Regions from separate parts of the Homo sapiens genome. Here all the other regions are linked to region 4. The links are chromatin contacts, found by Hi-C or POLR2A ChIA-PET in ENCODE. All regions are on one chromosome and are shown on one strand. The core of a region is the stretch at or near the end of the contact, and the rest is flanking DNA. Distances in the headings are between cores, read along the strand shown.

Region 1 (2,700 bases), core at 79-2,578, 560 kb after region 4:
CAAAAATTAGCTGGGCATGGTGGCAGATGTCTGTAATCCCAGCTACTCAGGAGGCTGGGGCAGGAGAATCGCTTGAATCTAGGAGTTGGAGGTTGCAGTGAGCAGAGATTGCGGATTGTGCCACTGCACTCCAGCCTGGGGGACAGAGCGAGACTGTCTCAAAAAAAAAAAAAAAGAAAAAAGAAAAAAAGGATAACACTGAAAATGACCATGGATAAAATGTAGGAAAATTCAGAGAATTATAAATAAGGCTATAAAAGTATCCAGAATTCTACTCCCCAAAAACTAAGCTTTGTTCACCAGCCTCAGTTCTGGAGTTAGGCTGAAGTGGGTTAATTTTCCTTCTGGGTCCAGCAGTGTGGCCTGGGGCACATTCTCTCAAAGCCTCCTTTGTCTCACCTGTGAATTAGAACAATAATATCTGCCCCTGGGTTAGGATTAAGTGAGACAAACCACGTGCTTTAGCATAGGGCATGGCCCGCAGCTGGTGCTTAGAGCAACCGTGACTGGAAGAGGGTGGGATGATTTGGGTGCCAGGCCCTAACATTTTTTTTTTGTATTTGCTTTTTGAAATTGCTTTTATAGTTGGTTAGGTGTCTAAAAAAGTAAGAACCCTCCTCCGCTCTCCCAACCTCAAACCACGGAGGTAACCAAGACAGGAGTGCAGTCTCCCGGACCTTTTGTTTTGCAATCACACAAACACACAACACTCAAGAGGAGGGGCTTATTAGTTTTCATTTTGTAAAAATGGGACAAAGTACCCATATTGTGCAACAACCTTGCTTTTGAAATGAAAAAAGTATTATTTCTGCTTCCTTTCCGTTCATATACCGTATACATATTTTAACAAAATCCGGGCTTAGTCTGTTCTGAGGCGCTGCAGTTTTGAAGGGGGAGGGGGCGGAGATCCGGGCTCGCTCCCCCGTCACTGCCCCCTCCATCCCTTCCCCCTCTTTCCGGGCGCCCTTCCCCCGGGCCCAGGCCGGGCCCATGCCCTTCCCAGGCCCCTTCTCTTGGCTCCTGGCCCCTCCTCCGGGTCTCCTCCCCGATCCCCGCTCTGCCCCGTTCTCTCCCGCCTCTCCCGCCGTCCCCGGGCCCCTCCCCACTCCCAGCCCCCTCCCAGCCCCCTCCCGCCGCTCCCCGCCCCTCCCCCCTGGCCCCAGCCCTCGCCCGGCCCCCGGGCCGATCCCAAGGCCGCCGCTCCCGGGAGGCGCGGCAGGGGGCGCTGCGCGGGCCCAGGTTGCGGGCGGCGGCGGGAGGAGGAGGACGAGGAGGCGGGGGCGGCGGCAGGCGGGGGGCGGGGAGCCGAGCGCGAGGGAGCGAGCGGCGAGACAGGCGCCGAGGCTCCACCGCGCAGCGACGAGCGAGCCCGGGAGGAGGGAGGGAGCGAGCGAGCGAGCAGCCCGCGCCGCCGCCTCGCAATCCGCCGCCATCCCGCCGCCCCCGTGCCCGACCGCCGCCCGACTGCCATCGCCCGGCCCGGCCGCGCCCGCGGAACCAGACCAGGTGGGTCGGGGCCGGGGCCGGGGCCGGGGCGTGGGGGCGGCGGCGCTAAGATGGAGGCGGCGCGGCCCGGCCGGGCTTTGTCTCCCGCGGCCGCCGCCGGGGGCCCGGGGGCCCTGCGGCCCTGCCCGACCTTTGTCCGCGAGCGCGGCCGCCGCCGCCTCCTTCCCGCCGGGCGCGGGGCTGCGGGGCTGGGAGGCCGCGGGGCCTGGGGGCGGCGGGCCCGGGCGCGCTCGCCATTGTTGTGGCGGCGCCGCGCGGCCTCAGGCTCGGGCGGGGTCCAGGGGCCGCGCGACTCCCTCAGGGCTCGCCCGCCACCCCCGTACCCCCGAGGCCGGGCCGGGCTGCAGAGGCCGGAGGGGCGGGGGTCCCGGGCCCGCAGCCGGGTCTCGGGGTTCTGGGGCCGGCGTCTTTGCTCCCCGCCCCGCCCAATTGACGGAGCAGCGCGCCCGAGGCGGGATCCTGCGGGGTCGGGCCTTGGGTCCGGGGCGCTGAGCGGCGTTCGCGGGGCCGTTCCTGGCGCGGGGTGGGCCGGGCCCCGGCGGCGCTAAAGTTGGCGGCTGGGGGAGGGAGGCGAGCGGCCGCCCAGTCTCGGTGTGAGTGCGGGAACCAGAGGGTTATTTTCGAAATGCTGAATGCTCCATGCTAAAAATGTTTAATAATAAACAGGATGTCGCCACTCGGGGCCTGCCAGATGGGGTTTTTTTTTTTTTCCTCCTCTTTTGCCTCCCCTCAACCCCCAGGAGAGAAATTCAGCCCTGTTGAAACTGTGGGCCTCTGAAGAGTGGATTTGCCTTAAGAGGTGGATTTTTTTCCTTTTTCTTTTTTCCTCCTTCTAAATATCGTGGGAGGTCGGAGCCCACCTTTAGGCAAGAATTGGAGGTGTTTTCAGTGGTGAGCTTGAAGGAAGTGGGAGAAGGGGGGCTGGGGAGTGTCTTTTGCTAAATGGCTTCCTGGGAGAAATCTTTAAATGCCTTTGGTTTACAGGACTGTTAAACTTTCCCTAAGATTTTTTTTTTCTTTAAGGTTTAGTGTGCATTTGATGTGGCTTTGTACAGTGTCATCCAGTTTGGTTTTTGTAACCAATTGTGTGCGGTCTTAGCATGGTTTTTCCGAATCTCGCTGCAGCCATTTAGTCATGTCTATGCACAGCGCTGTGGTGTAAGGTGGGACTGGGGAGGCCCAGGCATTGGGGTG
Region 2 (2,700 bases), core at 100-2,599, 950 kb before region 4:
CACAAGTTATATTTTATTTTAACACGAGATTAACATATAGTTACAAGGTCAATACAAGCCTCCAGTGGAAGCTCTTTATTTGGTTTAATTCCATCTCCAGAGACAAACAGGCAACTCTAGGACCTTTACAGTGGCGATCGGCCTCACACAGCAAAATGCCTCCAAAGTTTAGAATTAGTGCAACACACATACGAACATTTTAAAGGTGCTCAACATCAGGTTAAAATAGAATTCTGGACCTTTTTAAAAAGTTTTTGGATGATATAAGCACAGGAGGCAGAGCCAATAAGAAACATGAAACCAATATTTCTGGAAAAACACTTAGCATGAACGTCACTTTTTGACGTCGTGTAAACTTTCTTCTGCAATGACGGATGTTACCAAAAGGCATCGAGACCTTTGCGCTGCGCTGGTTAGACAAGCCGCAGGCTTATCTCCACGGTGAGCAGGATAAAAACCCCCAAGGAACAGCCCATGACAACCTTCTGTGCCTTTTTATACTTTCCCATCCTACAAAGGAAAAACTGGGTAAAGGACAAGTTCCTCCCTTTCACTGCGTTTCTAAGAACTTTTCAGGGCAGGTTCTTTTAAAATTAGTCATCTTACAACACAACAGTATTCTAGCACGGTGGCGAAGTGACAGGCGGCAGATACGGGGGAGGAAGGAGACGTTCACGGGAAATTCCACATTCTACTCTATGTGAACTGCTCCAGAAAAATACAGACATGATTTCACAGTAGGATTCCCAGAGTAAATGATGATACATAGGACAACTGACCTCCTCTAAGAAGCCCGGCTGGGGCAGCAGTGAGCTTTTCATGGAGCCACGCAGACTGGCCCGGAAGCAACACCCAGGTTCAACATTTAAGAGCACTCGCTATAACATTCTTTTTGGACGCAGGTGGTGGAAAAGTTTAAAAAACAGGCGGAGGAGTGACGGGGGGATACAAGCATATCCTATACTGGGGGTGACGGTCATTCAAAGAGCAAATTACTGCAGCTTATATCTTTTCCACTATGTTGCAAGAAATGAATCTATCCTGACCCATAATATGAAAGATGTGACGCACATGCATTCCCGAGGCTCTAAAATCCCATTTTAAAGAACCGTTTCACATCCTCGTGGAGTGGAGAGTGGTCCACTTGACTTGGTGAGGTCAGAAGTTCCTGAAGATCCCTGTCGTCCCCGTTGGCGGGGGAGCCCATTGTGGAGCTGTGGGGACTGCCACACTCACCATGCACCTGTTGGTTTGCAGGGACAGAGGTGCGGCCCTGACTCTTCTCACCCTGTGTCATCCGGGCTTGTCTTTCGTCTGTCAAGTCAGTCCTCCTGCGTGACTGATGGGTGCACCACGCTTAGGTCACCCGTTGCAGGGACCGGAAGTCCATGGCTCTGCCGCAACCCTGAGCGGTTTGCAGTCCCCCCCGGGGAAGAAGCAGTCAGAGAGGCTCACGCTCACCTACTTTAAAAACCCAAAGCCACTTCCTCTTCACCTGCCTGGGCCTCAGCGTCTCTGCGCTTGTGGTTTCTCGTCCCCGAGGGCTGACTGAGCTGCTCCGGAAGGGTGGTGTGTGGTCAACCTTGGTTGGCTGAGAGGAGCAATTTCCTGGTTTCCACAAGTAAAGACAGCCCCATCCCTTGGGACCTGTCCTTTCCGTCCCTGTCCCTTTGGCTTCTATAGGACTTCCTTGTCTTAGATTCATAAACAGCAAGAGGAACTGAGGATGCTTGAGGGGACCACCTAGTTACCAAAGCCAAGCAAAGAATAAAGCTGCCCGACGTCATCCCCAGGCTTCCGTGGCGCTCTCGGTCACAGGAGCTCTAGGCCAATGGTTCCTCTTGACTGTTTCTGCACCAAATGAGAGGAGGGGCTGCTCTGCTCTAAGGCGTGGCGGGGGGGGGGGGTGGTGGCCACAGATTAGGGGACCTCAGGTTTTCCTCAAAAACCCACACAGGGAAAGAAACTTGGCTCTAAAAGCAAACTCAACGAATTCCACATGCCCTGAAGAGCACGTGATAAAATACAAGGGTGGTGGCGGCGGGATCCCTCAAAGGACCACGAGAGGCACGGGGTCTTTGGTGATGAAAGTGCTAACCTCGGCGGGGTGCGGTAGCTCACACCTGTAATCTCAGCACTTTGGGAGGCTGAGGCGGGCGGATCACCTGAGGTCAGGAGTTTGAGACCAGCCTGACCAACACGGTGAAACCCTGTCTCTACTAAAAATACAAACATTAGCCGGGCGTGGTGGTGCACGCCTGTAATCACAGCTATTTGGGAGGCTGAGGCAGGAGAATCGCTGGAACCCAGGAGGTGGAGGTTGTAGTGAGCCGAGATCATGCCACTGCACTCCAGTCTGAACAATAGAGCGAGACTCCCGTCTCAAAAAAAAAAAAAAAACAACAACAAAAAAGGAAGTGCTACCCTTTTCAGATGCTAATCCTGGGGCTCCTGGAAAGGAGAGGATGTTCGCTTTGCAATGAGCTGGTGCAGAGGGGAGGGCCTCGCTCACAAGCGCATGATCTACAGTTCTCAGGGACAGGAAAGTGATGGGGAGGACAGGCGTGGGCTCCTCATGGCCGGTGGACACAGGCGAGTCAACAAGGCGAGCTGGAATTCGACTTCCAGTGTGGACCTCCCCAGGCCACTGAAAACAGGGCGTCAAACCAAAATGTGTGTATGCGCACGCGTGTGTACTGG
Region 3 (2,700 bases), core at 94-2,593, 780 kb before region 4:
GCTGGGACTACAGGCGCGCGGCCGTGATGCCCCGCTAATTTTTGTATTTTTAGTAGAGACGAGGTTTTGCCATGTTGCCCAGGCTGGTCCCGAACAACTGACTTTCAAGTGATCCGCCCGCCTCGGCGTTCCAAAGTGCTGGGATTCAGGCGCGAATCACCACCCTGCCAGGCCTCATTTCGTTTTTAGTACAGTATTATATTCAAATTTAAAACCAGAGATTTTCAAAGATGCCACTTAACTTTAAAAGATAAAAAGTACTCCAAAGCAGGTTGGGCGCAGTGACTCACGCCTGTAATCCCAGCACTTTGGGAGGCCGAGGCGGGAGGATAACTTGAGGTCAGGAGTTCGAGACCAGCCTGGCCAACATGGGAGAAACCCCGTGTCTACTAAAAATACAAAAATTAGCCGGGCGTGGTGGCGCAGGCCTGTAATTCTAGTTACTCCAGAGGCTGAGGCAGGAGAATCGCTTGAACCCAGAAGGCGGAGGTTGCAGTGAGCTGAGATCGTGCCATTGCACTCCAGCCTGGGTGACAAGAGCTAGACTCCGTCTCAAAAAAAAGAAGTTCCTATAATTTCTGAAAGAAGCAAAGAAAGTTTCCATACAGAATTAAGAGAAAAATGTTAAGACCCAGACTTGGGGTTGGATGAAATAGCATGAGGCAACAGAACACAGGAGTTAAGAGCTTCCGTGTGATTCCCAGCTCAACCTGGAGCAAATGACTTATTTCTCAGAGCCTCAGTTTGCTTACCTGTAAAGTAGGAATAATGATAATACGTACCTCCTAGCTCATCAAATTGTTCCAAAAATTAAATACAACAAAAGGCCTAACAAATTGCCTCATAAGGGCTCAATCAATCGTATTATTGCAACCATTTCGCTTGTATTTGAGTGTGAAGCGCCTAGAAAACCACAGGACCCCTACGGCGAGCCGGGAATTTTTAGATATTTTCCTCCGAGTCAACGCTCAGTGAAATCAGTTCAATCAGTGGCCCGACACCGTGCGGCTGACACAGCTTATCCCCCGACCCTGAGATCAGGGGTCCCCGGAGCCCAAGGTCGCTTCCAAAGCTCAGCGAGGCGGAGGTGCGGCCCGGGCTGGTCTGGTTCGGCCACCGTTGTTATGGCAACCGCCAATAGGTTGGCTTCATCTCTAACTGAAAGTCTGCACAGGAGCGGCCGATCGAAGGGCCCCGAGGTGGGCAGCACAGGCTCCTCGACGACTTCCTAGGTCGCAATCTCCAGGAAAACGACCACAGGGTCAGCGGAGCTAGCCGCCGAGCCCCGCTCCCCGGGCCCTTCCGGCGGCTGCGCCCTTTCACCCCGGACGTGGGCGGGAGAGGAAGCGGCTGGTGATGCTGGAACAAACATGGCCGCTCTGGCGCCCGTCGGCTCCCCCGCCTCCCGCGGTCCTAGGCTGGCCGCGGGCCTCCGGCTGCTCCCAATGCTGGGTTTGCTGCAGTTGCTGGCCGAGCCTGGCCTGGGCCGCGTCCATCACCTGGCACTCAAGGTAAAGCTTGGCAAGGCCGGGCCGGGGGGCGGAGGCCGAGGCCACTCCCCGGGTTTTAGGGCAACTTTGGCCCATTGGGGACCTCTGAGCCACTGGACCACCTCTTTGCCCCTGGCTGCGGCCTTTCACTGACAGGTGGCGGGGTCTGTGGGGAAGGCGGGTCTGGGCGGCGCTGGGGTCTTCGGGCTGACCGGCACGGGGCGGGAAGACTCGAGCTGAGGGAGGGGAAGGGGCTGAACTGTGGCGTTGCCCCCACGGACTCGGGAGGCTGCTCTTAAATCCCTGCTGGCTTCCCTGAATTCCTCACTCAGGGCAGCCCGATCGCCTTTCTTCTTTCTCCCCTCCAGCTTTTATGCTGGCTTTCCTTGTCCGCGGTCTCCGCTCTTCTGTGCCCTTGTACTGTACCGGCGGTTTGAAGGTACTTGGAACCTTAGCCTCAGTTTCCCATTTCGGTTTAGGGCGCTCTCTGGAGCGAGACTCTAGAGAAGGAATTTCAAATCTTGCTTAAAACACGTGACTGAGAATGTAAAGCCAGCATTAAGGTGTGTCTCTAATCAAAGGGCCTGCTTTTTCTTCCTCTATCCAGCCATTGTCTAGGGAAGAGAGATTTTTGATAAACCTAGAATGATACTCTGGATCTTGCTTTGTAACTAGCAGAGAAAAGACCTCTAAGGCTGAAACGCACCCTAAGGTGGTTCAGCAGTTTACTATATCTGGGAAATTGTCCAGGTGCTGTGGCTCATGCCTGTAATCCCAACACTGGGAGGCCTATGCAGGAGGATTGTTTGAGCCCAGGAGTTCGAGACCAGCCTAGTCAACGTGCTAAGGACCCCCTCCCCAAACCTGTCTCTACAAAAAATTAAAAATTAACCAGGTGTGGTGGCAAACGCCTGCAGCTTCTGGGGAGGCTGAGGCTGGAGGATCACTTGAGCCTAGGAGGTTGAGACTGCAGTGAGCCGTGATTACTCATTGCATTCCAGCCTGAGGAACAGAGCAAGACCCTTTCTCAAAACATATAAACAAAATTAGAGACATAGAAAAGTAAATTGTTATGACCCAAACTCTTGTACATTATTTTCATACCATACAGTCTTCTAAGAAGTGGAACTGTAGGCGGGGCGCGGTGGCTCACGCCTGTAATCCTAGCACTTTGGGAGGCCGAGGCAGGCAGATCACGAGGTGAGGAGAT
Region 4 (2,700 bases), core at 124-2,623:
CAGGGTCTCATAACCAAGGCTTTCTCTGAAACATATAATGACAATGCTAGTTATTTGACCAAAGATATCCAATGCTTTAATCCACTTGGAATTTATTCTTGATGTGAAGGGTCAGCATCATCCACTGGTCGGGAGCCTGATCCTTGGAGCCAGGCAGACCTGGGTTGAGTCCATCTCCGCCTGTTTCCAGCTGTGGGCAAGGTGTCTGACTTCTCTGAGCATCTGTGGGGTTTGTTTGTTTTTAAACCTGAAGAATTGGGATAATCTGTTTCCTCACAGAATCATTACGCAGATGCAATACAGTTAATGAAGGTAACATGGCACATAGGAAGAGCACAATACACGTCAGCTCTTACTCTTCATGGCTAGAAGATGTGGACTAAACTTCCCCCTTTACAGTTTTGTGATTAACACCATTTATGAAAGAAATAAATGAAATAAATTCCTTTTCCTGTCATGAGGGGAACTTACCTGATTTTATTGAATTATTTGGTGCCATTGAGTTCCTTATTGTTTCCCTCTGACCTAGATTTCTGGGTGTGCGCCAGTAACACGACTGTGATTGTTGCTGCTTTATAACATTGTCTGTGGTCAGTCCAAACAAGAGTTTAAAATAATTGAATGAAATGGATTTTAAACAATGGTCCCCCCACCCTCACCCCGTGGCACTCGGCCAAAGGAAGAGGAAAAGTTCTCTGTTAAAGAAAATGAATCAGAGAAGAGGCCCAGACCGTGCCTCCGAAAATTCTCATTGTAGGGACTAAGTCCTCTCACTCTGAACTCACACCCGTCTGTTCGCAGCCTGACCTCATATCCTGGTCTGGATGTGCGGCCTCACCGGGGTGTCGTGCGCACGTGTGGTTGTCCTGTGGGTGCCAGCTCTGACTTCCTCCCCAGACACCCACTGCCTCAGCCTTAATCACAGGACGCGCGTTGAGTAGAAATGAGACCAGTTAGTATTGGTAACTGCAGAGGAATATGCATTTTCACCAGCGTTCTCGGGTCAGAGGGTTTGCCTGGCACCGCGTACTGGGAAACTCGCCAAAAGCGGTGCAGGTTGGAGACGCCCCAGGCCGCGGTGGAGTTGCGCGCGGCTTCTAAAGTGGAGTGGAGCAGGCCTGCACCCTCCCCGCCGGGGCTGGGACGGCGCTTCCAGGCGGAGAAAGACCTCCGCGGGCCGCGCGCGGCCTTCCCCCTGCGAGGATCGCCATTGGCCCGGGTTGGCTTTGGAAAGCGGCGGTGGCTTTGGGCCGGGCTCGGCCTCGGGAACGCCAGGGGCCCCTGGGTGCGGACGGGCGCGGCCAGGAGGGGGTTAAGGCGCAGGCGGCGGCGGGGCGGGGGCGGGCCTGGCGGGCGCCCTCTCCGGGCCCTTTGTTAACAGGCGCGTCCCGGCCAGGCGGAGACGCGGCCGCGGCCATGGGCGGGCGCGGGCGCGCGGGGCGGCGGTGAGGGCGGCTGGCGGGGCCGGGGGCGCCGGGGGGGCGCGCGGGCCGAGCCGGGCCTGAGCCGGGCCCGCGGACCGAGCTGGGAGAGGGGTTCCGGCCCCCGACGTGCTGGCGCGGGAAAATGTTGGAGATCTGCCTGAAGCTGGTGGGCTGCAAATCCAAGAAGGGGCTGTCCTCGTCCTCCAGCTGTTATCTGGAAGGTAAGCCCGGGCCGCACGGGTTGGGCTGAGTAGCCGCGCGCCCTCCCGCTGCTGCTGGGCCCTTCCTAGGCCTCGCCGCCCGCGCGCTCCCGCCTGCGCCCTCCCCGGGTCTTGTCTTTTTTTTCTTTCTTCCCTCTTCTCTTCTCTTCTCTTCAGTTCTCTTATATTCTGTCTCTCTTTCTTTCTCTCTGTGTCTGTCTCTTTTCTCTTCTCTTGTCTCTCTCTTTTTCTCTCTCTCTGTCTCTTTCTCTTTCTCGCGATGGCCCCTAGGCGCCGCCGGCGGAGCGTGGCCCCCAGCCCCGGCACCAGCCCCGGTAGAGCCACGCCGGATGGTGACGGCGGCGTCCGGGGCCCCACAGTGCGGGCTCCCCCGAAAAAGTTTGAGAAAGCCAACTCGCCAGGCCTTAACATCCCTGGGATCCCACGTTGTGGAATTTCCACCGTTAATTGGGACTGTGTGTTAAAAAGATCGACCCGTGTTTGTGAAAACATGCGATTTCCATTAAGCATCATGTACACAAGGAGCACCACTCTACCATTTATGGATACAGAATTTCAAGTGATCTTTCCATCTCCCCCACCCCCATCTTATCTACAGACCACGAAGAGGTCTTAGGAATTCGCTCTCTTTTCAGGGGAGGGGAGCCCATTTAAGAAGGCGTTTCCAAGGAGTCCCCCAGAGTACTGGGGTGTCATGTTCGTTTCCTTAAGTGAAGCTCAGGGCCAGGAGGGCTTCACTTTTGCGTTCTTTCTACCTACTCTCCTTCTCTAATTACATCTGTTTTATTTTATTTTTCTTTCCTGTTGTAGTCTTTAGTTTTATAAATGGAAAAAAAGTAAATTAAGGGTTATGGGTCTTCACTTTCGTAGCTTCTAGGTGGGTATGAAATTGATCTGATTTGAGACTGGTGCTCCCAGACCATTGCCTTCAGCAGAAAGGCTATCTGTGCTTCAGAGATGGAGTGGCACTTGGACTTCTCTGTTGTTTTCAACTAAGAATATAAGAGTAAAAATGTGGCCGGGCGCGGTGGCTCAAGCCTGTAATCCCAACACTT

Evidence for each region. A loop is a pair of places that touch in the nucleus more often than their neighbours do. ChIA-PET counts read pairs that join two places held with the same protein, here RNA polymerase II (POLR2A). Pooled maps may share reads with other maps.
Region 1: a loop to region 4 is called in a pooled map, with 4 times the contacts of the local background. The contact joins the promoter of PRRC2B here to the promoter of ABL1 in region 4. A Hi-C loop is called at or near these places in 1 of 168 maps with a recorded cell type or tissue (posterior vena cava) and 3 of 50 pooled maps. POLR2A ChIA-PET finds 5 or more read pairs at or near these places in 3 of 52 experiments (WTC11, activated B cell and activated CD8-positive, alpha-beta memory T cell).
Region 2: a map with no recorded cell type shows a loop between it and region 4 (9-fold over the local background). The contact joins the enhancer-like site here to the promoter of ABL1 in region 4. A Hi-C loop is called at or near these places in 1 of 37 single-sample maps with no recorded cell type and 1 of 50 pooled maps. POLR2A ChIA-PET finds 5 or more read pairs at or near these places in 1 of 52 experiments (HEK293T).
Region 3: a loop to region 4 is called in a pooled map, with 3 times the contacts of the local background. The contact joins the promoter of GPR107 here to the promoter of ABL1 in region 4. A Hi-C loop is called at or near these places in 1 of 50 pooled maps. POLR2A ChIA-PET finds 5 or more read pairs at or near these places in 3 of 52 experiments (BJ and activated T-cell).

The regions. Positions count from the first base shown.
Region 1 is chr9:131,392,758-131,395,457 of GRCh38, forward strand. It overlaps PRRC2B (proline rich coiled-coil 2B), which reads left to right and starts at 1,329. Exons shown (of 32, transcript NM_013318.4): 1 at 1,329-1,506. RefSeq lists enhancers at 553-702, 1,829-2,590 and silencers at 1,173-1,362, 1,393-1,502, 1,733-2,022.
Region 2 is chr9:129,887,187-129,889,886 of GRCh38, forward strand. FNBP1 (formin binding protein 1) reads right to left here. Exons shown (of 17, transcript NM_015033.3): 17 at 1-2,700. Among named protein-coding and RNA genes, the nearest start is that of MIR6855, 19 kb to the left of the region's middle. RefSeq lists enhancers at 1,010-1,409, 1,740-1,829, 1,784-2,671. Within about 2 kb of position 1,350, at least 24 of the 41 ENCODE cell types and tissues checked have a DNase peak (open chromatin) inside an H3K27ac peak, as active enhancers do.
Region 3 is chr9:130,052,563-130,055,262 of GRCh38, forward strand. GPR107 (G protein-coupled receptor 107) reads left to right here and starts at 1,344. Exons shown (of 18, transcript NM_020960.5): 1 at 1,344-1,511. The coding sequence starts at 1,371. It also overlaps a transcript of FNBP1 not described here. RefSeq lists a silencer at 1,332-1,641.
Region 4 is chr9:130,833,881-130,836,580 of GRCh38, forward strand. ABL1 (ABL proto-oncogene 1, non-receptor tyrosine kinase) reads left to right here and starts at 1,374. Exons shown (of 11, transcript NM_005157.6): 1 at 1,374-1,645. The coding sequence starts at 1,567. LOC124902287 (a long non-coding RNA gene) reads right to left here and starts at 948. Exons shown (of 2, transcript XR_007061822.1): 1 at 839-948; 2 at 1-585. RefSeq lists enhancers at 429-955, 598-647, 668-717, 956-1,481 and silencers at 1,118-1,427, 1,898-1,947.